Linked DNA regions of Homo sapiens: region 1 is linked to region 2. The links are chromatin loops, found by intact Hi-C in ENCODE. Cell type or tissue: GM12878. All regions are shown on one strand. Links, peaks and the distances in the headings refer to the core of each region. The heading gives the core; the rest is flanking DNA.

Region 1 (15,464 bases), core at 4,347-12,346, 89 kb after region 2:
TGACTTGGCAAAGTACAATAATTTCCATTTCTTTTAGATCATTATTTATATAACTCAGCACTAGCTTTCCAACTTTTCTTGCCTAATGGTTCTTAAAATCAACAATCTGAGCACTTTAGAGAGACAGATTGTGTCAATGTTGGGTGTTAAAGGTAAAGCTTTGATGGAGACCATTCCATTCTCTTCTATCTTTTCAGTCATTGAGCAAAGAGGGAGAGAGGCCACAGCTGGGATGGAAGTAATAAACTGTCTCTATGGGGGGCTTAAGATAAAGACTGGGTAAGCAAAAAGTAGGAGTGAAACCAATGTGGAAGAAATGCTTTTTTTCTAAGCTTGCTTGCATTTTTATTTCACTTTGAAATATTTGATCATTTCAAAAATCATATATACTTGTTATAAAAAATTAAATGCTGTGCAAATATTTAACAATAAGATGAAATTCCTCTATAATCTTACTCTCCAGAAGCAATTGTGACCAACAGTTTGTAGACATTTTTCCAGAACTTATTTTTCATATTTTTATGTAGCAATTCTTTCTTCTCCTTCCCCTATTGTTTTTCCTCCTCCTTTGGCTTCCTCTCTTCCTTTCTCTTCTTCCCTTTCTCCTTTCTATTTATCTCCTACACTTTTCATTCTCCTCTTCTTATTTCTCTTTCCCAGAACCCCTTTTTTCATTTACTCATATCCCTATTTCTCATTTCCCCCTATTCTTCTTTCTGTTTCTGTACTCTAAATTAGTACACACAGTATTGCTGGATCAAAGATTCTTAACTTGTAACATTTTAATAGATTCCTAATAAATATTTTGCTGGTCAATGTATTAGTAATTGCTCTACCAAGTAAAGTTGCGTTAAGCCTCTCCAGACACTCGTCAGTACTGGCTAGTATCAATATAAAGATCTAAATTAATCTTTGCCGATCTTGTTTTAGTTTGAATTTATTTCTTCTTTTCATAAGTTTATTGGCCCATGATATTTCTTTTATGAGTTGCCTGTTCATGTACATTTTTTCCCGATTGGGCTATTTGCCTTTAATAACCCAGTAACTCAAAACAAGGTTTGCCTTGTGAATTGTTTTATTGTTTGCCTTTAAACAATACTTATTTATACATATATGCTAATATGGTATATATTAATATCTTAGGTATATTGATATATAGTGATAAAGTGTAGGCCTTACTAAGTTATTTGATTCTTAGTTTTACTGAAAATATCATAAATTATCTTGATATAAACAACTTTCTGTTATCTGGAGGAAAAAGAATAGGGGAAAGAGAAAAAAGAAATTGCTCCATGAAAATCTAAAAAATAAAATTTGGAAGAGTGTTGCTGTTTCTGTGCATTGTCTATACTTTCTCCTTATTGTCTCTATTTATTTTGCTTATGTTGTATTTTGCCTTGCAGAACTTTCTAATTATCTGAACATATGTTTTCATAATTTCTTCTAGTTCTTATGTCATGCTTATAAATATCTCCTCCATTCTAAGCTTATAATATTTACCATAGTTTCATTTAGTTTTTTGTGAATTTACTCTTCAGCTCTTTGTGTACATTTTTCATCTTTCTGGAATATATTTTGTAACAAAATATAAGGTAATGGATTCAGTGTAATTATTTTCCAAATTGCTGTCCTTTTCCAAGTGGCTAGTTGATTGTAAAACCTTCTTCTTTGAATAGTTACATTTCCCCTCTGCTGATTTAAAATACTGTCATTATCAAAGACTGTATTTCTATATACTTGGGTCTATTTTATTTTGCTAATTCTGGCTATTTCTGTGCTGATACTGTGATGTTTTTATTTACTGTAACTTTAATATGTTTGAATATCTAAGAGGCTTTTCACTTTCCTTTTGCTAAAATACAGAGCCATTTTAAAAAAGTAGAGTGGGGATATTACTGACTTTTATTTATTTATTTATTTATTTATTATTATTATACTATAAGTTTTAGGGTACATGTGCACAATGTGCAGGTTAGTTACATATGTATACATGTGCCATGCTGGTGCGCTGCACCCACTAACTCGCCATCTAGCATTAGCTATATCTCCCAATGCTATCCCTCCCCCCTCCCCCACCCCACAACAGTCCCCAGAGTGTGATGTTCCCCTTCCTGTGTCCATGTGTTCTCACTGTTCAATTCCCACCTATGAGTGAGAATATGCGGTGCTTGGTTTTTTGTTCTTGCAATAGTTTACTGAGAATGATGATTTCCAATTTCATCCATGTCCCTACAAAGGACATGAACTCATCATTTTTTATGGCTGCATAGTATTCCATGGTGTATATGTGCCACGTTCTCTTAATCCAGTCTATCATTGATGGACACTTGGGTTGGTTCCAATTCTTTGCTATTGTGAATAGTGCCACAATAAACATACGTGTGCATGTGTCTTCATAGCAGCATGATTTATAATACTTTGGGTATATACCCAGTAATGTGATGGCTGGGTCAAATGGTATTTCTAGTTCTAGATCCCTGAGGAATTGCCACACTGACTTCCACAATGGTTGAACTAGTTTACAGTCCCACCAACAGTGTAAAAGTGTTCCTATTTCTCCACATCCTCTCCAGCACCTGTTGTTTCCTGACTTTTTAATGACTGCCATTCTAACTGGTGTGAGATGATATCTCATTGTGGTTTTGATTTGCATTTCTCTGATGGCCAGTGATGGTGAGCATTTTTTCATGTGTTTTTTGGCTGCATAAATGTCTTCTTTTGAGACGCGTCTGTTCATGTCCTTCACCCACTGTTTGATGGGGTTGTTTGTTTTTTTCTTGTAAATTTGTTTGAGTTCATTGTAGATTCTGGATATTAGCCCTTTGTCAGATGAGTAGGTTGCAAAAATTTTCTCCCATTTTGTAGGTTGTGTGTTCACTCTGATGGTAGTTTCTTTTGCTGTGCAGAAGCTCTTTAGTTTCATTAGATCCCATTTGTCAATTTTGTCTTTTGTTGCCATTGCTTTTGGTATTTTAGACATGAAGTCCTTGCCCATGCCTATGTCCTGAATGGTATTGCCTAGGTTTTCTTCTAGGGTTTTTATGGTTTTAGGTCTAACATTAAGTCTTTAATCCCTCTTGAATTAATTTTTGTATAAGGTGTAAGGAAGGGATCCAGTTTCAGCTTTCTACATATGGCTAGCCAATTTTCCCAGCACCATTTATTAAATAGGGAATCCTTTCCCCATTTCTTGTTTTTGTCAGGTTTGTCAAAGATCAGATAGTTGTAGATATGCGGCGTTATTTCTGAGGGCTCTGTTCTGTTCCATTGATCTATATCTCTGTTTTGGTACCAGTACCATGCTGTTTTGGTTACTGTAGCCTTGTAGTATAGTTTGAAGTCAGGTAGCGTGATGCCTGCAGCTTTGTTCTTTTGGCTTAGGATTGACTTGGCAATGCGGGCTCTTTTTTGGTGCCATATGAACTTTAAAGTAGTTTTTTCCAATTCTGTGAAGAAAGTCATTGGTAGCTTGATGGGGATGGCATTGAATCTGTAAATTACCTTGGGCAGTATGGCCATTTTCACGATATTGATTCTTCCTACCCATGAGCATGGAATATTCTTCCATTTGTTTGTATCCTCTTTTATTTCCTTGGGCAGTGGTTTATAGTTCTCCTTGAAGAGGTCCTTCACATCCCTTGTAAGCTGGATTCCTAAGTATTTTATTCTCTTTGAAGCAATTGTGAATGGGAGTTCACTCATGATTTGGCTCTCTAACATCAAATTTGTAGATTAATCTGAGGAAAAATAACACTTTTAAACTACTGAGTCTTTCTGTTCAAAACTAAACTAGTTTTTCAAGTCTTTTATGTTCTGCAGTAGTTTTATACTCTTTTTCTTATAGAAACTATGCATTTCTTGTTAAACTCTCCTGGAATGTTTTGTAGTTCTTGTTTCAATTATTGATATATTTTACTACTATGTTCTATAAGAAAATACAAAGCTATTTTTGTATATTGAATTTGGGTCCAGGTAAATGCTAAATATCTTGTTTTCTTCTAGTACTTTCTTACTGGCTTACTTTTGGTTTTCCAGATACACAATCATATAGTCTACAAATCATTAAATTGACTTTTTAAAAATGTTTCTAGATCTTACTCCAATAATCTGTTTTCAGAGTTCTTCCAGAGCAAAGTGAATCTCTAATTGTAATATTGGGCATCCACTCATCTTGCTCCTTATTTTTAATCATTATGCTTCTAGCGTTTTAAGATTAAGCATGATCCTGGCTTTTGGTTATATATGCTATTATCTTAATTTAGTAACTAGACATTTTTACTATATTGACTTAAGTCAGAAATCAATAACTTTTTAAACCGATTTTTATAAAGTAGTTTTTATAAATGAATTTTGCCATTTAGATGACTATATTATAAAATTCATTTTATAAAATCATTTTTTGCCATTTATTTGGATGACTATATGATGAACATTATTAACAGAATTCTTAATTTTGAGCCATCCTTGCCTTCCTGAAAATATGAACTTTGTTTTTTATGGTGGCAATGATATGCTAACTTTACAAATAATTTGGGAAACATTTCTTTTTTTTTTTTTTCATGTGTTCTGGTATAGTTTAAATAGCATGGAATTTTTATCCCTTGGAGATCTGAAATAATTTATTTGTGAAACTGTCAGACTTGGTGAAATTTGAGGAAATAGCTCTTTGAAAGTTAAAATAACCTACCATCATGGATTATTTAATTAATATAGTCCAATTATTTAATATAGTCCAATTATTTAATATTGTACAGATTGTTATTTAAATTTTTATAGAGCTACTTCCTCAAACTTCCTTGATCCCAGGAGTTGAAGGCCAGTCCGGGCAACATGGAGAAACCTTCTCTCTACCAAAAATATAAAAAAATTAGCCAGGTGTGGTGGTGTGCACCTCCTTCCAGCTACTCAGGAGGCTGAAGTGGGAGGATCCCTTGAGCCTGGGAAGCAGAGGTTGCAATGAGCTGAGTGAGATTGCTCCACTTCACTCCAGCCTGGGCAACAGAGTGAGGCTCTGTCTTAAAAAAGGGGGAGGGGAGAGCATTAGGACAAATACCTAATACATGTAGGGCTAAAAACCTAGATGACGGGTTGATGGGTGCAGCAAACCACCATGGCACATGTATACCTATGTAACAAACCCACACATTCTGCGCATGTATCCCAGAACTTAAAGGATAATAAAAAAAAAAAAAGAAAAAAACCCAGAAATTTTTAATTTGAATCATCCACTTTATTTTGGTTTAAGTATTTATTCGCTCAAAATTAGGCAAATCTTTCCATACATAGGCATACCTTGGAGATAGTGTAGGTTTAGTTCCAGACCACAGTAATAAAGCAAATATCATAATAAAGCGAGTAAAAACTCACACACATTTTTTGGTTTCCCAGTGCATATAAAAGTTACATTTATACTATACATTAGCCTCTGAAGTGTGCAATAGCATTATATCTAAAAAAAATGTAAATAACTTAAAAATACTTGATTGTTTAAAAAAGCTAATGATCATCTGAGCCTTCACAAATCAATCTTTTTGCTGGTAGAAAGGGTTGCCTCGATTTATTTATTTATTTATGTATTTATTTATTTATTTTTTAAGACGGAGTTTCGCTCTTGTTGCCAGGCTGGAGTACAATGGTGTGATCCCAGCTCACTGCAACCTCCACCTCCCATGTTCAAGCGATTCTCCTGCTCAGCCTCCCAAGTAGCTGGGATTACGGGTGCACACCACCATGCCCAGATATGTTTTGTATTTTTAGTACAGATGGGGTTTTGTCATGTTGGCGAGGCTGGTCTTGACCTCCTGACCTCAGGTGGTCCTCCCGCCTCAGCCTCTCAAAGTGCTGGGATTACAGGTGTAAGCCACTGTGCCTGGCCTGCCTCGATTTTGATGGCTAGTGTCTGATCATGGTGGCGGTTGCTGAAAGTTGGGGTGGCTGTAGCAATTTCTTCAAATAATACAACAAGGAAGTTTGCCACATCGTTGGACTCTTTCATTCATGAAAAATTTCTCTGTAGCCTGCAGTGCTCTTTGATAGCATTTTACCCATTGTAGAACTTCTTTCCAACTTGGAGTCAATTGTCTCAAACTCTGCTGCTACTTTATCAACTAAGTTTATGTACTATTCAGAAAACTTCTTGTCATTTTAACAACAGCATCTTCACCAGGAGTGAATTACGTTTCTAGAAACCTGTTTCTTTGCTCATGCATAAGAAGCAATTCCTTATTCATTCAAGTTTTATCGTGAAATTGCAGCAATTTAGTCACATCTTCCAGCTCCCTTTTTAATTGTGGTTCTCTTGCTATTTCTACCACATCTGCAGTTCCTTCTTACACTGAAGTCTTGAACCCCTTAAAGTAATTCAAGAGGGTTGAAACCAACTTCTTCAAAATTCCTGTTAATGTTGATATTTATATCCACATATAACTTGTGGCAGCTTCTACATCTGTGCTTGCTGCTTCACCTTACACTTTTAAGTTATGCAGTTGGCCTCTTTTGTTAAACTTTATGAACCATCCTCTGTTAGCTTCAAACTTTTTTTTTCTGCGGCTTCCTCACCTCTCTCTGCCATGATAGAATTGAAGAGAGATAGGGCCTTGCTCTGGATTAGGTTTTGGCTTAAGGGAATGTTGTGGCTGGTTAAATCGTCCATCCACATCACTAAAACTTTCTCCATATCAGTGATAAGGCTGTTTTGCTTCTTATCATTCATGTATTCACCAAAATACTACTTTCTTACAAGCGATGTGAAGGACCTCATCAAGGAGAATTACAAACCACTGCTCAATGAAATAAAAGAGGACACAAACAAATGGAAGAATATTCCATGCTCATGGGTAGGAAAAATCAATATCGTGAAAATGGCCATACTGCCCAAGGTAATTTATAGATTCAATGCCATCCCCATCAAGCTACCAATGACTTTCTTCACAGAATTGGAAAAAACTACTTTAAAGTTCATATGGAACCAAAAAAGAGCCCACATCGCCAAGTCAATCCTAAGCCAAAAGAACAAAGCTGGAGGCATCACACTACCTGACTTCAAACTATACTACAAGTCTACAGTAACCAAAACAGCATGGTACTACTACCAAAACAGAGATACAGACCAATGGAACAGAACAGAGTCCTCAGAAATAAGACCATACTTCTACAACCATCTGATCTTTGACAAACCTGACAAAAACAAGAAATGGGGAAAGGATTCCCTATTTAATAAATGGTGCTGAGAAAACTGGCTAGCCATATGTAGAAAGCTGAAACTGGATCCCTTCCTTACACCTTATACAAAATTAATTCAAGATGGATTAAGATTTAAATGTCAGACCTAAAACCATAAAAGCCCTAGAAATAAACCTAGGCAATACCATTCAGGACATAGGCATGGCCAAGGACTTCATGACTAAAACACCAAAAGCAATGGCAACAGAAGCCAAAATTGACAAATGGGATCTAATTAAACTGAAGAGCTTCTTCACAGCAAAAGAAACTACCATCAGAGTGAACAGGCAACATACAGAATGGGAAAAAATTTTTGCTATCTACCTGTCTGACAAAGGGCTAATATCCAGAATCTACAAAGAACTTAAACAAATTTACAAGAAAAAAACAAACGACCCTGTCAACAAGTGGGCAAAGGATATGAACAGACACTTCTCAAAAGAAGACATTTATGCAGCCAACAGACACATGAAAAAATGCTCACCATCACTGGCCATCAGAGAAATGCAAATCAAAACCACAATGAGATACCATCTCACACCAGTTAGAATGGTGATCATTAAAAAGTCAGGAAACAACAGGTGCTGGAGAGGATGTGGAGAAATAGGAACACTTTTACACTGTTGGTGGGACTGTAAACTCGTTCAACCATTGTGGAAGTCAGTGTGGCGATTCCTCAGGGATCTGGAACTAGAAATACCATTTGACCCAGCATTCCCATTACTGGGTATATACCCAAGGGATTATAAATCATGCTGCTATAAATACACATGCACACGTATGTTTATTGCGGCACTATTCACAATAGCAAAGACTTGGAACCAACCCAAATGTCCAACAATGATAGACTGGATTAAGAGAACGTGGCACATATACACCATGGAATACTATGAAGCCATAAAAAAAGACGAGTTCATGTCCTTTGTAGGGACACGTATGAAACTGGAAACCATCTATCTGAGCAAACTATCACAAGGACAGAAAACCAAACACCACATGTTCTCACTCATAGGTGGGAATTGAACAATGAGAACACTTGGACACAGGGTGGGGAACATCACATACCATGGCCTGTTGTGGGGTGAGGGAGGGGGGAGGGATAGCATTAGGAGATATACCTAATGTAAATGACGAGTTAATGGGTGCAGCACACCAACATGGCACATGTATACATATGTAATAAACCTGCACATTGTGCACATGTACCCTAGAACTTAAAGTGTGTGTATATATATATACAGGCTTTCTAAACCTAGAATTCTGATTCTATGGGCTGGAGTTTTGCTAAATGTCCTGGTCACCTCATCTCAACCAACGAATAATTAAGGAGTGCCAGCTATGTGTAGAACATTGTGCTTGGACCTGCAGAAGGCACAGTTCCTATGTTTTGGGGATTAGTTCTCTCTATATCTAAACAAATTAATAAAAACAAACAAAAGTAAGATAAAAAAAATTCCCTTCAAGAACTTCCCCTTTGCATTCACAACTTGGCTAAGACTGCAAGAGGCCTAGCTTTCAGTGTATCTTGGCTTTCAAAATGCTTTTCTCACTAAGCTTAATCTTTTCTAGCTTTTGATTTAAAGTAAGAAACATGTGAGTCTTACTTTCACTTGAGACACTTAGAGGCTATTGTAGGGTGATTAATTGGCCTAATTTGAATACTGTTGTATCTCAGGGAGTAGGAAGGCCTGAGAAAAGAGAGAGAGATGGAGAAACAGGTGGTTGGTGGAGCAGTCAGAACAACACAACATTTATCCTTTTAGCTCACTGTCTTATATGGGCATGGTTTGTGGTGCCCAAAACAATTACAAAAGGAACGCCAAAGATCACTGATCACAGATCACCATAACAGATATAATAATAATGAAAAAGTTAGCAATACTGTGAAAAGTACCAGAATGAGACATAGAGACACAAAGTGAGCAAAGCATGTTTGGAAAATGATGCTGATAGACTTGTTTAATGTAGGGTTGCCACAAAGCTACAATTTGTAAAAAAAAAAAACACCATATCTGTGAAGTACAATCAAGGGAAGAACAACAGAATGAGGTATGCCTGTAATTTTCTTACTTTATGGAATATTTGTGTTTTCCCCTCATTCTTATTCCTAATTTTGTGCTTATTGATTGTGTTATTTTTAAATATTTAGGAATTCAGTTACTTAATTTTTCGCTTTAGGAGTTACCTCTAGGATTATTCATCTATTGTATGGCATTGCTACTTTCTAATTAATTAATCTTGCTTTTAAAAATTATTACTATTTCATTCTACTTCCATTAGGTTTATTTTGTGTTTAAATTTCATTTGATTAATGAGTATTTTTATTTTATATTTAGTAATATTGTGTTTGTAGATTGTGAATCTTCTTCAGTTTTTTCCTTTGTTTTTGTTAGGCCATTTTGAAAGTTTTACACTGATCACTTAGTGTATTATTATAACTAATAGTTATACAGGTTTTTTTCAAGAGTGGTAACATTACTACCAAGGTCATTGTGAATATTTATATTATTTTGAGTCAGTGTGTGCCACGAGTTCTTTCACAGTCAGTGTTCTTCACTTGTGATTTTTTTGTTTTGAATCATTTTCCAACTGGCTCTATTAAGACTTCATGCATGTTTCTTTTTCAGAAAGAGCTTTTAAGTGATGTTATTCTAGAAGTATTGCAAAATTGAACATTTCCTCCTGCTCTGTAAATGTCAGCATGTCTCAATATATAGTTCTTGAGTTCCATCCCCTTTCTTTCATCCTTTTGGAGATGTAGTTTCTTTGTCTTTTTGGCCTTGAGTTTTTCTGAAGTGAAGTCTGAGTTTATTCGTTGTTTTTTTTTAAACATTTGTAGGGGATCTGATTCTTCTCTTTCAATACTTACAAGAGCCTTTGTCTTTGGAATTCAGTAATATCATTAGGAAATATCATGATTTTAAAGTTATTTGTTCATGGAACACAGCAAGCCCTTTCAATATGAACATACACATTTTCTTTTAGAAAACAAATGTTTATTGATAAATAATTTCACGTTTTATTCTCCTTTTTATGTAATGACTGCCTTCCAAATCTACCCTCTTCATTTCTGTGTTATTTTCTTGAGCTATCCTTCCATGTTACAACCATGTTTCTGCCAGGGTTGGTTTATCATCTCGCTGTTTCCAATTTGGTTTTCGTTTTCTGTAATGGTGTTTTCCCTTAGCTATCCTGGCTCACTTTTAAATCTTCCTCAGTCAAAATAGCATCTCACATTTGTTCTCTTGCATCTTTCTCTTTGCTATAATTATGGATTTAGGATATTTTGTCTAAAATTTTCTTCTGTTTCCTGTAGTATCTATTTCAAAATATTTTCTTCACCTGCCTTTTATTATGTTTCATTCTTTTTTCTTTCCTTTATGCTATCAACCTTATTAGATTTTTTCTGCATATAATTAATTTTTGACTGAGGTATCAGTCACGGTTAAGGTGCAGATACAGGAAGCTACTTTAGCTACTTTAAGTGCAAAGCATTTACAGCTGGAAAGTTTGTGTTACAACATTACCAGAAGGACAGGAGAAACAAGTTCGAAGCTGGGCTACAAGGAATGATTCCTAGAACAGTACTCGAAAACTGGTATACCATGGTAGCTACTTCCTCTGCAACAGTTAAGCTGCCATGGTAACAGGTGGGAGGTACAGGCACTGGTGGTTGGGTAGATGTGGTAGTAGGAGTTTATAAAAGTTGTCTTCTGATTATTTAAATTTTCATAGTGAAGTTGGAAGCAAGCTCATCTAAGAATGAGGAAGCAGGAAGAGATGATGAAAATTTGAGGCAAAAGAGAAAAAGTAAAATGGTTTTCTAGGAGAGTAGCAAATGAACAGGCTAGGGAAATGTAGTATGAGAGTCAAGGAGTATTAGAGGGTGGTTTTAGATTTGCAACTATGAATTCAAAGTGACACCAGACAGGGTAATTGTGTGTTTTTCTTCAGCCATGTCCAGCTACGGGAGTACAAGTATGGGATGGTTGAAAGGTTACATTTAACCAGGGTTAGACATTTCCAAGTCATTACATTTCCAAGACATTACAATGATGGGGAGAAAGGGGAAGTAAGTTAAAGGTATAGGAAGGATTATAATGATCGACCATGGAAATAAAGCTAGGTAAGAGAGAGAATATCAAGAATGTTGGGGACAGTAAAATGTTGGTAAGACAAATAAGCTGGAGTCTGGTGGGGTCAAAGGATTGTTGGAGTTGGGGTGCTAAATGGAGTGAGAGGAATAAAATGAGGTAGTTATTCAGTAGTAGGATATGTGAAATTATGATTATGTGGAGATAAAAGTTATAATAATAAGGTCTATGGTATGACAACTAAAATAATGTTGAAGACAAGATCATTGGAGAAGAGTTCAAGCAACTGAGAATTTAAAGGGTCATCTACATGTATATTAAAACTCCAAAAATTAAGGAAGGAATAGTCATGAGGATACGGACAATGAGCCAGAAGCGGAAGTATTTGAGAATCAAGAGGGAGTGATCTGGGGGAAGTTCTAGAGATGGGGCAACATTGAGAGACAGGAGGTGATATACTATGATGCCAAGAAATGTCAAGCTGGAAGTTTTTAGGTAGACTGAAGTGAGAAAGTAGCAATAAGCAACAGAGAAGATCTCCACCCACTCCCATGCTCAGCAATATGAGGGCAGGGAGAAAATCAGCCTTTACTTGAAAGGACTGTGTGGGGAAGCAGTGCCAAGTTTACCTTGTGAAAAGGAAGTAAAAAGATAAAGGGAACATATGAAAGAAGAGGCTGGGGATGGGTGAGATTATGGTGATGATGGACAGATTATGGGAATCTGAAGGTCTAGTAGGAGGATTTCAAGAAGGATGAGAGAAGGTAATAGAAGAGGCGCTATCAGAGCCTTATGGAGATCATAGGGTAGGAGATGAGTGTCGAACGAGACATCTGGGGATGTTTAGTTTAAGATAAAAAAGACTAAAGGCCACAATAAGATTCACCTTGGTTAATTCAAGGTGAGTGGTAGCAAGGCTGAGTGTTATGGGCAGGAAGAGTTATGTGCTTGAAGCTCCCTCAAGAAATGGGGAAGCAAGTCTTTGACTCAGTAAATGAAACCCAACTGGACCCTATACTATAGGGTTAATAAGCCTGGGGGAGGCATTTTCCTGACTTTGACACAGTCCAAGGATTTACTGTGGACCCCAGGTCAGGGAGGGGCTCTTTTTTGAACGTTAGTGGAGTTGAAATTCTGGGGAAGCTTGATGCTACTTTATGTAGCATCTTCATCACTGGTAATCTAGGTAGAAGGCCTAGAGGAGGACTGATCTCAGTCTCTGTGAACTGTCCTTACTGATTTCTGGTGAGTGAGAATAGGGTTATAGATGGGGACCATTGATCTTGCTGTTTGTCAGAGTGTTGTTTCTAAACACTTTCTCTTGAGATCTGATTAATCATCTGCCTTAAGACATGTGTCACTGTGTGTGCATGTGTGTGTGTGTGTATAGGGTTGAGTTTAGGGTAGTATATAAGAAAAAAGGACCGTCTTATAATTTTTTTTTTTGAAATATCATAATGATGGATTATCTCAGGTTCACACAAACTAAAGATATCACAGTACATGTATGTGGTACACATATGTATGTACGCATGTGGGGGCAGTGCTACATGGTACCTTCTTCAACTTTGCCACATGGTTTGTCCCTGAGTATGCAAATCTAACTCAAGTTGGGTGCTTCTTTTTTCGTTCCATGGTTCCACCTGACCATTGGTATTTTCCCTGGCTACTTAAAGGATATTGGCCTATTTATTTATCTATTTGTTAATGTTAAGATATTTAGGTGACAAATAAAGATTATATATATTTTCAAAGTACACAACATGATTATTTGATGTATGTATATATTGTATAATAATTATAAAATCAAATTAACATACCCATCACCACACATGCTGTACCTTAGATCCCCAGAACTTGTTTATTTTATAACTGAAAGTTTGTACCCTATGATGAACATCTGTCCATTTCTCCTACCTCCTAGTCCCTGGTAACCAGTGTTTTAGTCTCTGTTTCTATGAGTTTGACTTTTCAAAATTTCACATGTATGTGAGATCTTACAGTATTTGTCTTTTTGTGTTGGGCTTATTTCACTTACCATAATGTCCTCCAGGTTCATCTGCGTTGACATATACATTCCATGTTCATTGCAGCATTATTCACCAAGGTATGGATTCAATCTTAGAATTTGATGGACAAATGGATAAAGAAAATGTGGCATACACATACACACAAATGCACATATACACATATACATACTATATATAATACATTAGAATATGATTCAGCCAATGGAAAAAAAGGAGCTCTGTTTTTAAAAAATCTGCACTCTGATCAAGATTACGGAGATAGATTTTCTCTCTCAGTATTCTCCTGTGGTTGGGTTTAAATTATATATGGAAGAGTAGATATTATTGGAAATCTTTATGTTGTGGTAGTTCCCTAGTGTTATTAAAGATGATACGTTTGTCTTTAGATCAGGTTTATGTTATTTATTTTAATAGACCTCAAGAAGAATGGTTATGCAGGTATGTTCTCATGGTGCCATCTTCTTGTAAGTCTTTGCTTGTGTCTCTTGTTTTCTTACTAAGTAACCGAGTATTATCTTTTCAAAAGCTTTCATTTATATGTTGCTAGAGTATGTGTTGACTAAATTATTAATAATTTTGCTGATGTCAACAAAGAACATGGATCACTAGGTGATACTGATGTCTGCACATATCCATGCTACTCACAGTTTTTCATGACTTGAGGAGAGAATTCAAAGCACATAGTATCATGAACACAGTCACAAATATTAAATATTTTTTAAACGTTCAAAATATCTTGAAGTTAAAATATTTTGAGATTGTATTAGTTTTCTATTGCTGAGTAACAAATGATCACACATTTAGTAGCTTAAAACAATATTCATGTTGTTTTGCTTACCCTTTCATAGGTTAGAAGTCTGGCATGGCATGACAGAGTTCTTCGTTAGATTATCACAGGGCTAAAATCAGGGTATTCATTTGGATGAATTCTCATCTGAAGACTCTGGAAAAATTTGCTTCTAAACTCATTTTTTTTTTCTGAGACGTGTTCTTGCTCTGTTGCCCAGGTTGGAGTGTAGTGGTGAGAATATCTGCTCACTGCAGCCTCAACCTCCTGGGTTCAAGCAGTCCTCCTGCTTCAGCTTCCACATAGCTGAGACCATAGTGAATGCCACCACTATACACAACTAAGTTTTATATTTTTTTTATAGAAATGGGTCTCTCACTCTGTTGCCCAGGCTTTTCTCGAACTCCTGGGCTCAAGTGATCCTCCCTCCTTGGCTTCCCAAAGTACTAAGATAACAGATATGAGCCACTGCATCTGGCCTAAATTCATTTTTTTGTTGTTGGAAAAATTCAGTTCTTTGTAGTTGTAGGGCTGAGGTTTGTCTGCTTTGTGCTGGCTGTTAGTTGAATGCTGCTTTCAGCCCCTATAGGCCACCCACATTCTCTACCACATGTGTTAGTCAGGGTTCTCCAGAGGAACAGAACCAATAAGATATTTATATTTATATTACTTGAATATTTGTTAATATTTATTTATTATAAGGAATTGGCTCACGTGATTATAGAGGCTGAGAAGGCCCATGATCTGCCGTGTGCAAGCTGGAGACTGAATACCCACAAGAGCTGGTGTTACAAGTTCTAGTCTGAGTGCAGAAGACTGATGGCCCAGAGTGAAAACAGGCAGAAAGAGTGAATTCTACTTTATTCTGCCTTCTGCTCAATTCAGACCTCCAATGGATTGGAACAGGCCCACCCACATTGAGGACTGTAGGCTGCTTTACTCAGTCTATTGATTTAAAGGATTCAAACTTTTAAAGTGTCTTTGGAGTCATCAAGAAACATCCTTACAGACACACCCAGGGTAATTTTTAACCAAATACCTAGACACCTGGTGGCCCAGTCAAGTTGACACATAAATTCACCATCATGTCATGTAACTTCTTTCATCTTCAAAGCCAGTGTGGTAGGCTGAATAATGCCTCACTCAAAAGATCTCCATGTCCTAATCCCTGCAACCTCTGAATGTGATAACTTATATGGCAAAGAGGATTTTTGCAGGTGTGATAATTAAGATTTTTGACATGGGAGATTATCCTGGATTATCTGGATGAGGCTGATGTAGCCGCAAGGGTCCTTTTATGGGAGAAGGCAATACGACAATGAAAGCAGAGAT
Region 2 (15,464 bases), core at 4,985-12,984:
GCACTCTTCTTCCTTTGGTGGGTGTATTAGTTTGCGAGGGCTGCCGTAATAAAGTCACAAACTGAGTAGATCAAACAACAGCAATTAATTTTCTCACAGTTCTGGAGGTTAGAAGTCCAAGATAAGGTACCTGTAGGGTTGATTCTTTCTGAGGGCCACGAGGGAACAATCTGTTCCGGGCCTCTTGCCTTGGCTCGTAGATGACCGTTTTTCCCTCGTATCTTTACACTGTCTTCCCTCTCTGTCAGTGTCCAAATTTCCTCTTCTTACAACACCAGTCATATTGGATTAGCGCCCAATCTAATGACCTTATTATAGCTTAATTATCCCCGAAAAGACCCTATCTCCAAATATGGTAACATTCCGAGGTACTGGGGATTAGGATTTCAATATATAAATTTTAGGGGATGGGGACACAATTCATAACAAGTAGGAAAGAAGAGCACAGAAATATTTAATGTCACATGGCATTTCTGGATTATTGAGATTTCATGCAAAAATATAAATCTTAATTATCAGGCAAGAAACATATGGATAATCAGTTACGTAGTGATCCTAGTCTTCTGATGGTCAAAATGCTAACCAGGGAGGACATATCCCCTCCTCCATGTGAAGAAAACAATGCGATCTGAGTTTGCAAATGTGTGGAGAGTGGGGATCTGAAAACAGAGGTGGGAAAACAGATCCTTCAGAGCCTTCCTTGCACACCAAGTGGTAATGAAAGTTAGATATTTTAAATCACGTAGCCATGTTTTTCATTCAGGTTATAACACATATACAAGCCGACACCCTTCCCAAAATTTCGGCATGGTAGTATATTGAATATATGCTGTTTCATGGGAACATATTTTTCTACTGTTTTGAAGCCTTCAAATGTAGGAAAAGATCTCTAAATAATTAAAAAAGATTGTACAATAATTCCAAAATTTTCAAATGGATCAGAACCTATTTCTCTGGAGGCATTATTAAACACAGAACTACATAAAGAATCAAGTATTACTGTTAATAGGGGACAGATGAGATTAGAAGTTCTGTAAATACCTTCTGACTTTTAGTGACATTGTTTCCTCCTCTGAATCAGAAAATGCGATTGTGCTAGAGATCTGAATGTTTTTCATTATTATCTAGTGAAAATGACTTAGGAGAAGGCTGGTGGGTGGTGAAATTCTAGAGATGGAAATTAGCTTGGTGGTCAATCCTGGGGATTATTGTCAGATCAAATCTAGGTCTGTCTGCTGTGATCATTGGGCTTCCAGGTTAATTCTGGGTACAATCCCAAAAGTAAGGTTTAGTTTGGGGGAGGAGAGAGTGGAAGGAAGATGCCCTCGCCTTTTTCTCCCTGATAATTGACCTGGCCCCTTAAAGTGCTGCTCTGGATTAAGGACGCCAGACCAAGATCTGTTAGGGGCTAGACCTTCTTCCTACACAGTGGTCACATTCAGAAGAGGGCAAATGAAGGGAAATGGGGGAACCAATACCTCCACTCAACTGTGTCTAGTAAAGGTTCTCGAAAAGGCTTGTATGTCACATTCAAGCTTAACATGCTCCTTTTGAAAGCACACATTTCTGTGTGCTGCCCATTTTGCTTCAATTAGTCATGGATAAGGAGGATTACATTATATTGGAGTGTTTTTAGCAGGGTTTTAGCAGGAGTTTCTTACATTAATCTGCTTGCAGTTCTTTAGAGTCACACTTTTGAGTCACACTTAAATTAGGGTGAGTCTACCCTAGAAACAATGGGGATTACTCTCAGGTGGTGGTGTTTTTTTGTTGTCGTTGTTCCTAAGCAGAAATTTCTGGAGCTATTATAAAGAACAGTGCTCACTAATATGCTTAAGTCTAGAAATTGCTGTTTCATTAATAAGTAGAAACTGGACAGCTTATCCCTTTTCTCAGAAAGTATTAGTGATTTCCTGTGGGAGGCAAGAAGTAGGAGAAAAACGCTTCCTACGCTCTTCCCTAGTTTGTATGTTATTTTCTGTGGCCTAAAGAGACATGCTTCCTCTTCTCTTTTCCAAATTTATCACTTTCTCTCTTATATTCAATCGCAGCACACCCACGGGGACTAATTCTCACCTCTGTGATTTTTGTTGTACATTTCATCATTTCTACAATTCTTCCAAATTGTAGAAATAATCTGGGGGGACTCCAAAAAGTGAATGTATATGTATTCTTAGAGCTGTCATCTCACTTGCTTTTAAGTTACAACACCAAGCGGAATTTTAGTCAACCTTCCTAAGTCAGTTAAATACAAAGTTTGGATGTAGTCCAAGGCTTATAGTTTCTGTTATTTATTGAGTTTTCTGCAATGGACATTTTAATAATGGGGAAACAATTATAGTGACACATGACAAGTCTTTATCTTGTAGGTTAGAGAGGAGAATGATATAAATGTTCTCTCCTGTCAGTTTCGTCTGTGACATGAGTAGATCAATTCAATGTGTATGTTCTTCAGATTCTCAAGAGTCTTGGTTCAGCGGAAGGACTGGGCTCATTGTGTGTGTGTTTACTGTCAGTCATTGGTCAAGTGGTGAATATCCTGGGCTCTTGTATTGACATTTTGGGGACTTTCTTTTCTTTTTTTATTTTTAAGCAAATTAAGGTTTGCTAGAGTTAGTGGTTATGTTAGGCTACACAATTTGAGAGGAGAATTGGTAGGATTTGGAAAGGGTTTTTTAACGAAAGCCTCAGGAGAAGTGTCCACTTATATTTTGGAGCATGGACTGAATAGATTAGTCAAAAAGTGGTCAGAAAAATAAGCACTTATTTTTCTTAGTACTCATGTGAGGGCAGAGGGCTGAAAGCAAGAACACAGCCATGTTGCCTAGGAGCCAATTGTAGCATACTGCTAAGCATAGACTATTTTTGATAAATGTTAACCATCTTCAAGATGATAAAAAGATAAGGAAGACAAGCCATATTCTTTCTTTTTATAGGACCAATCAATATCATTTTGTATTTCAACCAATTAACATGCAAAGAGGGGATTCCAAAGAGATACGCAAATATGTTTCCACAAAGAAATCCAATTTAGAAGCAAGAGATTTTAATGTCCTTGCTGGTCACGAGGTCAGGGTTGTATCTCCAGTCAACTGTATCAATTAGTATTGCTCTATATGTAAAACGACCTAATTAAAAAAACCCACTTCCTTAGAGAGATGTGGAAAAGGACACAAGTAATGATTCAAAGAGGCTTTGAAAAGTAGGCAAAGCTACTGTAATCCGTCAGAAATGTATTGACAATTTAGGGTATATTTATCATATCTTCTGTTCAAATGAGCTAAGGACTCACGATGTTGCTTGGACTGTAAAGAAGAATTTATATAAGGTCTAATACGTGAAACTTGTCTTGACATTCAAGTAAAAAGATGTTTAAGGCAAATGAAAGTGCAGGCAAAAATAGGACTGGGGAAAGGGATGAATCACACAGTCAGAGCTGTAAAGACCGTCAGGGGAACAAGATGGATGAGGTCAGCTTGAGAGCTAAGTTGGGAGCCTTGGAGTCAAATGGGAGATGCTATTTCTCATCCCAGCATCCCAGGAAGGATTAACATTCCAGGACTGGAATCATAAAAGTCTCTAAGTATGATGCAAAGTCAGTTAAGAATGAACTAAAACTTGGGCAGGGTGAATATATGAGTAGTAGATGTTGAGGGTGGAGATAGCAGAATAAGTAAAAACTGCAGAAAAACTACACGGTGATTTTTGACAAAAAGTGGTGACAGTACTATGAATACCTGGCAATGAAATAAGCAAACCTGCAAAGCAGGTTCACTGTGAACTAGATATCAACTTGTCTGAGTCTGGTGAGACGAGACACACACACAACACACCACATGAAGCAAGTTTATTACTTACAGATAGGTAGGAAGGGACAACAGAAGTGTAGAATTCATTGCAAGTCAGTCAGTCCCCCAAGGCTTAGGAAAGCTTCCTGTGGAAGATGGAGTCTGCTTCATGTGCCCTATTTGCACTGCAGCTAAGGGACCCAGGAAAGCAGCCCTCACTAGGTTTTATACCCCAGGGTTGCTAGACTCACTGGGCTAAAGCACTGAAGGGCATCCTGTTTCTGGGGGACTGGAACAGAGCCCAGGATGTGCTGGCCAGTATCTCCCTATTTCAGGATGTTACATTCTCAGCACACCCTATCGCTATTCTTGAGAAATAGAAGTGAGAAAGGAGGGATCAGCACAGGGCCAGTCCAACGTGCTGAGAGCTGTCCTGCCAAACCTACCAGATCTAATGGACTTAACAACTTGACTGTGTGTCCACATGAGTGTGAACCAGGAGGCAGGTCCAGCACTCAGTCTCACCATCAACTAGGGTGCAGCCACATCCCACATGCTGGCTAAGAAGGGAGTCCAGGAAGTGGGCATGGAAACTACAGCCCTTGCTTACTTCACATTTCCCTGGAATCTAAGGAGCATGGTAACTCTGTGAGCATTCTTGAAACTGGAATTTTGTTAGGATGATATTTGTTAAGCTTTGTCAGTTATCAGTAGTGAAAATTGTCGGAAAGAAAATGAAAAGCATCATTTGCTTGTTTCAGGGACAGGTAGTATGGGAGAAGTGGGGTGCAGCAGGGTGTCTATCTCAGTCTATAGGGAGAATCGGGGGAGAGAAGTGTCTATAACAGTGATTCTCAATGTGGGTGTGGGGGATTTTCCCCATAAAGGAACATTCTGTAATGTTTAGAGGCATTTTTTATTATCTTGACTGTGGGAGGACATGCTACTGACATCTGGTGGGGAGAGGCCAGGGATGCTACTAAGCTACACTGCACTGGACTACACCTCCTACCTACCCAACAAAAGATTACTGGGTTCAAAATGACAACGGTGTGGAAGTTGAGAAACCCTGGTCTAGAGGAAAGTAGATAGTTCAGCTGAAAACAAGGGAAGTGAATGAGTCTCACCACCAGGCCTGGTGTGAGAAATGGGTGAACTGGGACCCAGTGGGAGGGGAACTGGTACAAAGAAAATAATGTCCCAGGGATGGGAGTAGGGTGGTGTAGAATAGAGTGGGGAGTATTTGGAGGAACATCCTACATTCCTTAACAAATGTATCTGGAGGAGAAGCCAACATCTGTTACTTTAGAGGGGGAGTTAATCTTTTCCCAGTTCCTTTTCTGGAGAGATTTGTGGTCAAAATAATTCTTGTCTAGTTAACTCGCTTTTACCATCTTCAGAGCCAGAAGGAAGAGATAAGATCTACTTCTTCTTTTAGGTCTCCTCTACCTTGAGCAAAATCTTTGATTAACGCTGTTCCTCCCTTGAGCTATCCTTTGCTTCTGTATTTCCTTTAATGGCCACTGAGTGGTTTATGCTTAGTGCCTCTAGTTTCTCCTAGCACAGTCTGTCGTTACCATTCCACTCAGCCTATTCAGTGAAGGTCATTGGTGTCCTCCTCCCTGCTCCACCCAGGCTCATTTGAATAGTTCTTACCCTGACTGCTTCTGTTTGGCAGTTGGCACTGTTGTTTACACTTTTTTTTCTTGGAATTCTTACCCTCCTTTATTTATCTACACCCTTCTTGCTCCACTTTTTCATCCCCAAATCCTTCTCTTGCTTCTTTCCTCACTCAGTGCTTACTCTGGGTTCCCATAGCTATAGCTCCTGTCCTACTTTCTTTAATATATTTTGCTGGCAATGTCACTTCTTCACCCTCCTCCATCAACTCATTATGGAAAATTCTTTTATCTAAAACCATTAGTCCTGTTTTTTCTAAGTTACAGACTGTTAGTGCCAACCTACTGAACAATTCCACTTCACTTCCATGCCATAATATCAAATGTATATTTGAGTACAAAGCTTATCATATCCTTTTTCATCAACTGCTGGAAGGTTACATGATACCTTTATGAGGACCCAGAGAAGGCAGGACGTAGCAGCTCCTGCCTATAATTCCAGCACTTTGGGAGGCTGAGGAGGGAGGATCACTTGAGCCCAGGAGTTTGAGACCAGCCTGGGCAACATAGCGAGATCTCCGTCTCTAAAAAAAAGTTATAAATTTAGTTAGGTGTGGTGGTGTATGCCTATAGTTCTAGCTACTCAGGAGGCTGAGTGGAAGAATGGCTTGAGCCCAGGAGGGTCAGGCTGCAGTGAGCTATGATCGTGCCATGGCACCCAGCTTGACTGACAAAGTGAGACCCCTTTTAAAAAACAACAACAAACAAACAAGCAAAAAGATGCCCCAGAGAAAAACTCCTCTGACTTATATCTGATTTCCTTCCTTGGCACATGCTTTTCCTGTATCTCCTTACTTGCTTTTATCTCAAGACTTTGGATTTCTGCTCCAGTAGGAAGATTCGTTTTGTCCTGTCAGTGAACACCCATTACTCACCATGTTACTTATGCACAAAGGTCCCAGTTTAGTGACACTGTACTTTCTCATTTCACCCACACAAGTTTATTGTGCATGAAATTTCCACTTTAGTTAGTCTGGATTTTGCGGTCTCTCACTATTGTGCTGGCTCACAACTCTTAGAAGGTCATTCTTTTACCTTTCACTTAATCCTTGCTATGCTATTATCTTCTAGGTAATATTGGTGTTTAGGCAAGAGTCTCCACTTCCTTGGGTCAAAGGGTGTAAGCTATGGAAGTTTCTGGCTCTGAAGTAGAAGCTAGTGGGAAAAATTTGGGGGGCATGGAGGCCTTTTGGAATGTTCAAAATCACATCATGCTGGCAGCTGCCCCGTGTAAGCTTGGCCATAGCACACTCAGTGCTACTTCTGTTTAAACCTTCCTGCTTTGTATGGCCATTGCTACCCTACCAAGCAGGAACAGTGAGGTCTTGAGAGTTTATCAATCAGGGCAAGAGCAAAGGATGGAAGATGGAGAGAAGTAGAAGGAAATTAAACCGAGTGCCAGGGTTTCCTTTTTCTACCTATTGTGCAAATAATTTAATAAGTTTTGTGTGCTTTACTTTAAATACAGTTTTGAAAATTGCATGAAATGAATTTTTGCAAATCAAGTTCTATTTCAAACATAGTATTTAAAATTCATTCTGGTAAATTCCATTAGGTTGCAAGGAGTGCTTAAAAAATATCACACTTTCATTTCAGAAAAGCTGTTCCTTTTAATATCAGGTTTGTTTGCATTTACTCCACATTTGATTTCATAATCACAAAGCCAAGAAAATAGTTTCTGTTCTGCCACCGGTCAATAGCAATATTAAAACTGTCAGCTTGAAGCTGGCCCAAAGAGAATGTAATAATCTGATATTTCTTCTGCTTTTCTATGTTGAAAGCCATGATGAGCAATTTAGGTTAAAATAGTACTCTGTAGCCCAAATTAGCCACACTATACCAAATCCATAGCAGATTTTCACTTCTTTTTGTGCCATTATGTTTTATTCTTTAATGCCATCCAGTTTCTTTTCTACTCAGAAAAAAAAATTATTGGAAGTTTTTTCTTTTTTTTTTCCTTGACATTTCTAGAGGTAAGTAAAGGAAATTACTGAGTGCAATGAGAATGATGTGATATGTGGGATTGTATTTAGGATACATTGGGTAGGCATTTACCTCTGTGTTTGGTTAGTTCATGAAGAGGATTATGAACAAAGTCAGAAATTCATATAATTTAAAAAAACATATAATTTCTGTTTTTCCTGGCATTTTAACTATGTTTCTTGAAACACTAATTATGGGGGGAAAAATGAAGCTAAAACTTCTTAGCTGGTGACAGCATTGGGTTTTTCTTAGAATTGGCAGAAAAGTTTAGTAAATATATTTAAAACATCTATAGTAATTCAGTTTTATTGAGATTTTAATGTTATAGAATGTCAGAGTAGATCCTGTTGTTTCTGTAGGTTGATATTTGGCAGGAAAAACCCCCACCACATTTCACCAAATGATATAATAAAATTAGACACTTTTTGGTTTGATTTGTTTGTTTTCTACTTTTGTGGCATATCAGTGTTAGAGATAACATTGTATTCATCTCGAAAAGTGCTATTTAAAAGGCAGGTGAAATTCCATTACTGCCAATTTATAGAAGCATGAATTTCATAATGGCAAAAGCAAGGCCTAATGCAGCCAGCAGGTAGCCCTGTTTTCTGGCTGTTTCATCTTGCAGATAATGTCACCAAAGTATAATTTTGCTATTTTGCTTAGAAATTATGTAGTGTACCCAGGGAAGGTCCACAGAATATAACATGAAGGCTTGGGATACATTTACCAGGGTCTGAAAAACAAGTGAAAAGAAATGGCATCCTGTATCATCAGGATTTGTTTCACCCTATACTTTTAAATTAATATGATAATAGCAAGCCTTCAGTTGCATAATAGAGATATGGGTGGTTTCACATGGGATGTTTTTCTAATGTGAAAAATTCAACTGTCAGTTTCAGAACTGTTCCTTTTCAGGTCCCTGTGAAAACCTCTGTGGGTTATTATTTGCCAAGTGCTGACAGATTTTCTCATTTCTCTTCCTCTCAGTCCATTCTTCTTACAGAATACCAAATAACCTTTTAAATATGTAAGTCAGATCCCAGCATTCTGATTAGAAACATTTCAATGGAATTTTATCCCATTCAACTTAGAACAAGAGTCACATTCCAAGCCATGCTCCACAATACTCTATACCAGCAGTACTCATTCATTTTGGTTTCAGGACCCCTTTGTATTCTTAAACATTGTTGAGGTTCTCCAAAATACTTTGTTACATGAGTTATATCTATTGATAATTATATTAAAAATTAAAGCAACATTTAAAAATATTTGTTAATTCACTTAAAAATAACAGTAATATACATATTTAATAAAAAACTATAATTTTCAAAAAAAAAGGTATTGAAAATAATAGTATTGCCTTACATTTTTGTCAATTTCTTCAATGTCTAGCTTAACAGAATTTGGGTGAATTCTCATACCTAGTTTTTCATTTAATTTATTGCAATCCCGTATGTCCTTTGTCTTGAATGCTCAGGTCCATTTCACTCAGGTCTCTGCAGATGGGTCTCCCTTTTCCATACACTTATGTAGTCACTCTTCTTCCCATTACCCTGTTTTACTTTCTCCATAATATTTAAAAGTATATAAAATGATATTATCTATGTTTATGTTTATCATCCATCAGTACCTACTCAATTGTAAGCTCCACTTAGGCAAGGACCTTGTCTTATAAACCGTTGTGTATTAGTTTTCTATAGTTGTCTAACTATCCCCAAATTTAGCAGCTTAAAACAGCAAAGATTTATTATCTCCCAGTTTCTGCGGGTCAGGAACCTGGATGTGGCTTAGCTGGGTTCATCTGGCACAAGACCTCTCCTGAGGTTGTAGTCAAGTTAGGAGGAAAGATTTGCTCTTGAGCTCATGCCTGCAGGCTTAGATGATCTGCTTTCAAGCTAATTCACATGGGCCAGGGATGCCTCCCTGTATGGTAGTAGGCTTTCTCCAGGGTGAGAGGGCCTCCAAAACAGAAGCCACAGTATTTTCATAATTTAATCTTGGAAGTGACATCCCACCACTTTTGCCATTTTGTTTATTGGAAGAGTCACTAGGTCTAGCCCACACTCAAGGAGAGGGGATTACAGGGTAAATAATAAGAGGCAGAGGACATTGGGGGCTGAGATGCTACCTAACATCAACTGTATCCTGAGGACACGGCATAGCATCTGGCACATAGTAGGTGCTTAGTAAATACTTGTTGCATGAGCATAGTGCCCATGAAGTGCTCAGAGGGTTTGGTTTGGTTTTCTGAGCAGAAGGGGGTCATTTGCCTTGGAAGGCTCTTGAAATCTATGGTATTATTCAGGGCTTCTCTAGTATGTTGTGTTATTTAGGTAGTTGGTATAAGCTTATATAGAAAGGAAAATATTAATTTCTTCTATGGGATAAAAAGACTTGTTGCTGGTGCCTTCTGAGGCTTAAAGTAAAAAAATGGTTGAATATATTAGTCCCAGGCTGTGATGTGTTCCTGCAAAGGAAATAGAAAGAATAATATTTGTTTCACCCATTCTTCTTCTTATATAACATTTTATCATCTAGAGAGATTGCACTCTTGTGGGGCCATTGTTCTCTTCTGATATCTTTGTTTGACATCCCCAGGGCAAGGAATACATTGAGTTGTCTGGCTGGCTATATTTGTTCTAAGATGTAGTAGTTGCAAATTCATTAATGTTATCCATAAATAATTGTAAGCATTTTCTAAAAATTGCAATATGGCTGAATTTTATTTTATGACATAGAACTGCCATATGTACTTTTAAATTGTAATACTATTTTAGGTCTTTTGATGGAAATTATAGCTAGTTTTCACTCTTAGTCACTATATAATAACATTTTTTACACTTGTTTCTGGGACTGTACACATTGATCAATTGTTAGTATGAATCAGTCTTTAAAATGTTTTCCTCTATGAGGCTCAGCTGGGAGGATTTGATAATTTCAGTAGAGAATGAGAATAAAGGAAAGGATACTGTCAGTGAATTAGAAGTAAGTCTGGGCTGGATATCTGGTCAAGAAAGGGGTGACCTAAGAACAATGTAAGCCTGAAAAAGGCAGGTTTCTAAATCAATCGAGAAAAAAGGGGCTGGAGTATTCAGAGACCAAATACATTGATTTTACTGTTTTGCTTAGGGTTTTTCAAGTGTAGATAATGTAAACATCATGGATAGAGGTTTTTTTCCAGCAGGCCTCTTGTGATGATGGGATGACCCTCTGGGATTTCTCCAAGTGCCCTAACTTAGGCAGAGTGATGTGATTTAGGAACACAGATTTTGGTGTCAGACAGATCTGGACTTAATTCTCTGCCCTGTCATTTTTGACCATTAGTGGAGGACATAATTCCTATACTTTATAATTGTTAAAAAGATCATGTGGGAAAATACATGTGACACAAATGCCTGACATATACACTAGGTGTTCAATATTTGTAGCTCTCTATCCTCAGCTGAGATTTGGCAGAACCCACAAATCTCGCTAACACATTTTCAGTTAGAGAGTTCTTTTTTGTGGACACATTCAGATTTTAATCAAGCCTATATTTGCAACCCAACAAGAGCTCTCCTTAAAACAAAGAAGATAGCCAAAGTTGGGTATTATTCTATTTGCTACTTACGGTCTCTGTGTATTAAAATTATTCCCAGGGAGTTTTATGTATGACAAAATCCAGAAAAACTCAGATTGCTCAGCATGGGTAGTCAACTCCACAATTAAAGTTGTCATCAAACATCAGGCTTTTTCACAGATGATGGAAGTGTTTTGAATAAAACCTCTAAGTGCTATAAGGAGAGAAGTAGTCCCAGAGAGTGAGAATTGATAATATATGGACAAATTACTGAGAGTGTTGTGTAGTCTTCAGGCTGTCTCATTGTTTCAGCTCAATGAATCTTTAATTCTCGTGAGACAGTGTTTTCCAAAAGCATTATGGGTAATTGGGTTAGTCTTTATGCTATTTAACAAAACATATTTATAATTCTTAGTTATATTTTGAATATATAAAGAACAGACATCCATTTACTCACCACACACTCAGATTTAAGAAATAGTCACAGTTTGCCATATTTTTATGGGCTCTTTTTTTTTTTTTTTTTGAGACGGAGTCTCAGTCTGTCACCCAGGCTGGAGTGCAGTGGCACAATTGCGGCTAACTGCAACCTCTGACGCCTGGGTTCAAGTGATTCTCCTGCCTCAGCCTTCCGAGTATCTGGGATTACAGGCGCCTGCCACTGCGCCCAGCAAATTTTTGTATTTTTAGTAGAGACAGGATTTCACCATCTTGGCCAGGCTGGTCTTGAACTCCTGACCTCATGATCCACCCACCTCAGCCTCCCAAAGTGCTGGGATTACAGGTGTGAGCCACCACGCCTGGCCTGGGCTCTTTCTTTTTAAATTAAATTTGTGTTTTTGCTAAAACTTCAGTCTCATCTCTTCTCCCTCCACTTCACTACATTGAAATTAGTATGTTCTTTTCCATCATGTTTTTATTCTGGATTACAAATATGTATATCCATAAAGAATGCATGATATTACTTTGTATGTTCTTTTAAAATTACATAAATGGTATCACATTACATGTAGTATTTTGTACCTTATTTGACCCACAATGCTTTTTAAAAAACATTTGCCACGTTATCGCATTAACTAACATGTAAATTTTATTATATAAGTGAAGTATTTTTTATTTCCCCATTCCCCACTGATAGACATAATTCCTTGCTTATTTATAAACAATGCTATATACATATCCATCTATATGTCTCCCTATGCACATGTGACAGAGATACTTTAGGTTACATTCTTATTGTTTATTGAATCATGGGACTCAAATCTTTATTCCTCTGTAGGAGTAGTATACAGTCACATCCTTGCCAAGGTCTCATGGAGAGCAGAATTTACTTGCCTGCTCTGACTTTTGGCTTGCTTGACCTTGTGATTTGCCTTGGCCAAGGGGATGTTAGCAGACGTGACGCAAGCAAGTATTTGAAATGTGTTTGGGTATTTCAGCATGCTTTTATGCTCTCTGCCATCCCCATGAGAGAATGCCTTGGGTAATCTGTTGAGCCCAAAATGAGGAAAGACAGATTTGGAACCCAGAACAGATTTGGAATCATCCCACAGCTTTGTGTCAAGCCTGGCCATGCCTGGACTTCAGCTGAAGCCTCCTCACCTGCAGACAAAGGAGTAAGAAATAAGTGTCATTGTTCCTGTGACACTAAAATCTTGTCATTGCTTTTTCTAAAGCAAAAAACTGACATACATTATAAATTTTATTAGGTATTATAGCATGCAATGTATTTATCTGTATTGTTCCCTATAGTCAAATAATTGTTTCAACTATATGAATTATATCTATTTTTTTTGGTAAGAGAGAGATTTTAATTTCTTATTTAATATATCTTTTATAATGCTTCTGGAAACCATTATTTCTATTTTATGGTATTTTATTTCTGCAAACCAAATATAGGTGTTCCAAAAAGAAAGTATCTAATATGAGGAAAGTTGTAATTTCTTCCACCAGTAGACCCATACAAAAGAAATCCAAGACAATTGTGGGTTAGTACCTAAGGATTGGCCTATATAATTCCTCAGTTACCAAAGGCCCCAAGTATTGTTAGTTCGTGACATAGTTTACTTGGCACAAGAACTAGAATAGCAAAGACAAACTTAATCCATATTGTAAAACTATTAATATGGCTAGAAAAACCATCCACTTTAATATGTGGTTGATGTAACTTTGGAGAGAAAAATATCATCTAGAGAAATTTTATGGATAAAAGTATTTCTCATACCACAGAGGACAGTGTTTCTGAAATGTGAGAAGGCATTTTGAATACTGGGCTTCCTTCTATACATAGGTAATTGATGCTATCTTGGAGGCTTACAAGATGGAACTTATGTGTATTATAAGTATGCAATTATTTTCCTTTAGAAACAAGAGATTTTCACATAAAACTATACCATTCAGGCCAAGAAAGAGAAATAGATAGGTGAAAGCCATTAGTGATATTGAAAATGGACTGAAATTGGCTTAGCTACTTTTGAATTTCCTTACTACAACTCATGTGAAAAATAGAAACTAAGTCCAATGAATCACGAGTCATCTAGGAGGCAAGTTTTAAGGAATTTCTCTGAAGGGACCATTCAGACCTGTTAATTCTTATCAGTAAATCATAACTTCTTAGGCACTTTTAGGTCAGAGGAAACTTGGTTAGAAAGAGATGAAGCTGATCCTGGTCATTTTTACTTTCTTGCTGTAGTTGAGGAAAAGAATAATATTTGGTTAGGTGACTGTCAGTTTCAGCTTTTAGACTCCTGAACTAATAATAGCTATCATTTGTTGAGTACTTGCTATGGTTCATGGCCCAGAAACTGTACTCTTTTTTTTTTCAAACATGATCTTCACCCTCAAAAGATGGTGAAACTGAGGCACACAGCAGTCACATTGCTGGTAAGTAAAAGAGCCTAGATTGAAGCTACCTCTGTTTGGCCCTTGGCTGTCTGTACACATTGCCCCCTCTGAATGGACAACATGAATTGAGTGTTTGTTGCATGTGAAGAATTACATAATATTGTAAAATGTGCAGACCAAAAATGTCTATTTTTAGGTCTTTTTTCCCCATTTATTTCAGAAAAGTTACAGTATACCACTCTTTACACCTTTGAATTGAAATGAATATTTCTCTCTCTTATAACTAACAGTATATACATGTGCAACTGCTTATTGTCTAAGAGGAAAGAGCCTTTAGTGTGGTGAAATCACTCTTTAAAGCTTTGAGAAGGGGATTCAGAAACAAATTTGCTGAAGGGGATTCCCTGGCTTTTAATGTTGAATATAGCAGAATTATTTATTGCCTGGATCAGAACTTTGCTTCCACCATCTCCAATTTTGTTCAGCTTTGAGACAGAGAAAATGGTCTTCGGGTAAATGGGCTTATTCTCTGGCTTGGAGTGGTCAAGAGGCTGGGTTCTGACCCAGGTACATTTCCTAGGGGAGCTTGGGAAAGATTTCTTCTCCCAGTGAGAGACAGCTATCCCTTTGTGCTTTTTGTCTTTGCAATTCTGGTGGAAACATGATATTTGGAGCTTTTGCAGCCACCTTGAGATCATGAAGATCTAGAGAATTACAGAGATGCAGCTTAAAGTCACCTGATTATTGACACTGGGAGAGGGCTGGAAATGTTTGCTGTTGAACATGATCATTTACTTTCTCATTCTAGTTGTTGGTAAAAACTATACCTCAACTCTTCTGTTTCTTAGATGTTTATATGAGAAAGTTCTATCTTGTATTAATTCATATATCAAATTTGATTCTCTATGTAACTATAATATATGACATATACATTTGCTATGAACTTTTGCACAATAACGCAATTAAATACTGTTATTTATTGAGAACTAGGTTATCAGACTCTTAGTGGTCTAATAACTGTACAATCTTATGTGATAATAATTAATGGCAAATCATTTGAATGTGAATTTTTCCATCCTAATTTTATCTTGGAATCTAGCCCCTTGAGTCTTACAATCAATTATGTTCAGAATTGTTAACTATGTTTTCAAGTAGCCTTGACACTGCAGGAGCATACTTAAAGATGACCTCTTGACTAATCTCAGGCCTGATTGGGACACTTTGCCTTTTTAGGAACCAGCGCTTTGTCTTTGCCTGGGGAAGCTCAGGCAATAGTCAATACTTATTAAACAAAGTTAAGCAGAAGTAAACCCAAGCTCAACTTATCAAGGATATGAGTCATACTGGCAGATTTGGGGTGGGGGAGAGAGTACGTGTGTTTTAGATTATATTACTTAAAAGAAGAACCTGAGGCAGGGATTTGGGTATATGTGAGTTAACAAGGAAATGCTTCTCAGGAAAAATCTGTAAGGGAGTGAAGGCAGCAAAATTGGCAAAGGGGAGGCATTGAGCAATGATATGGTCTTGGATAACATCCAGCCTTGGCCTGATTTGCAGAGGGCTCTGGAGTGTAAGTGGTTCCACCTGGAGCTGTCCGGTCTCCAGGCAAGA

The links. Peaks named below come from ENCODE experiments on the same cell type or tissue, not always from the same donor. Only the 100,000 strongest peaks of a DNase experiment are listed, where the experiment ranks them.
Region 1: a loop joins it to region 2, with 2.2 times the contacts of the local background. A loop is called at or near these places in 2 of 110 quality-filtered maps.

The regions. Positions count from the first base shown.
Region 1 is chr5:112,019,345-112,034,808 of GRCh38, reverse strand. No RefSeq gene overlaps it. Among named protein-coding and RNA genes, the nearest start is that of NREP-AS1, 110 kb to the right of the region's middle. In GM12878, for the core only: no CTCF peak of the experiment used is centred there; a DNase peak (open chromatin) is centred at 8,858.
Region 2 is chr5:112,109,481-112,124,944 of GRCh38, reverse strand. No RefSeq gene overlaps it. Among named protein-coding and RNA genes, the nearest start is that of EPB41L4A-AS1, 43 kb to the left of the region's middle. In GM12878, for the core only: no CTCF peak of the experiment used is centred there; DNase peaks (open chromatin) are centred at 5,221 and 8,364; H3K4me3 peaks cover 311 bases; H3K27ac peaks cover 974 bases.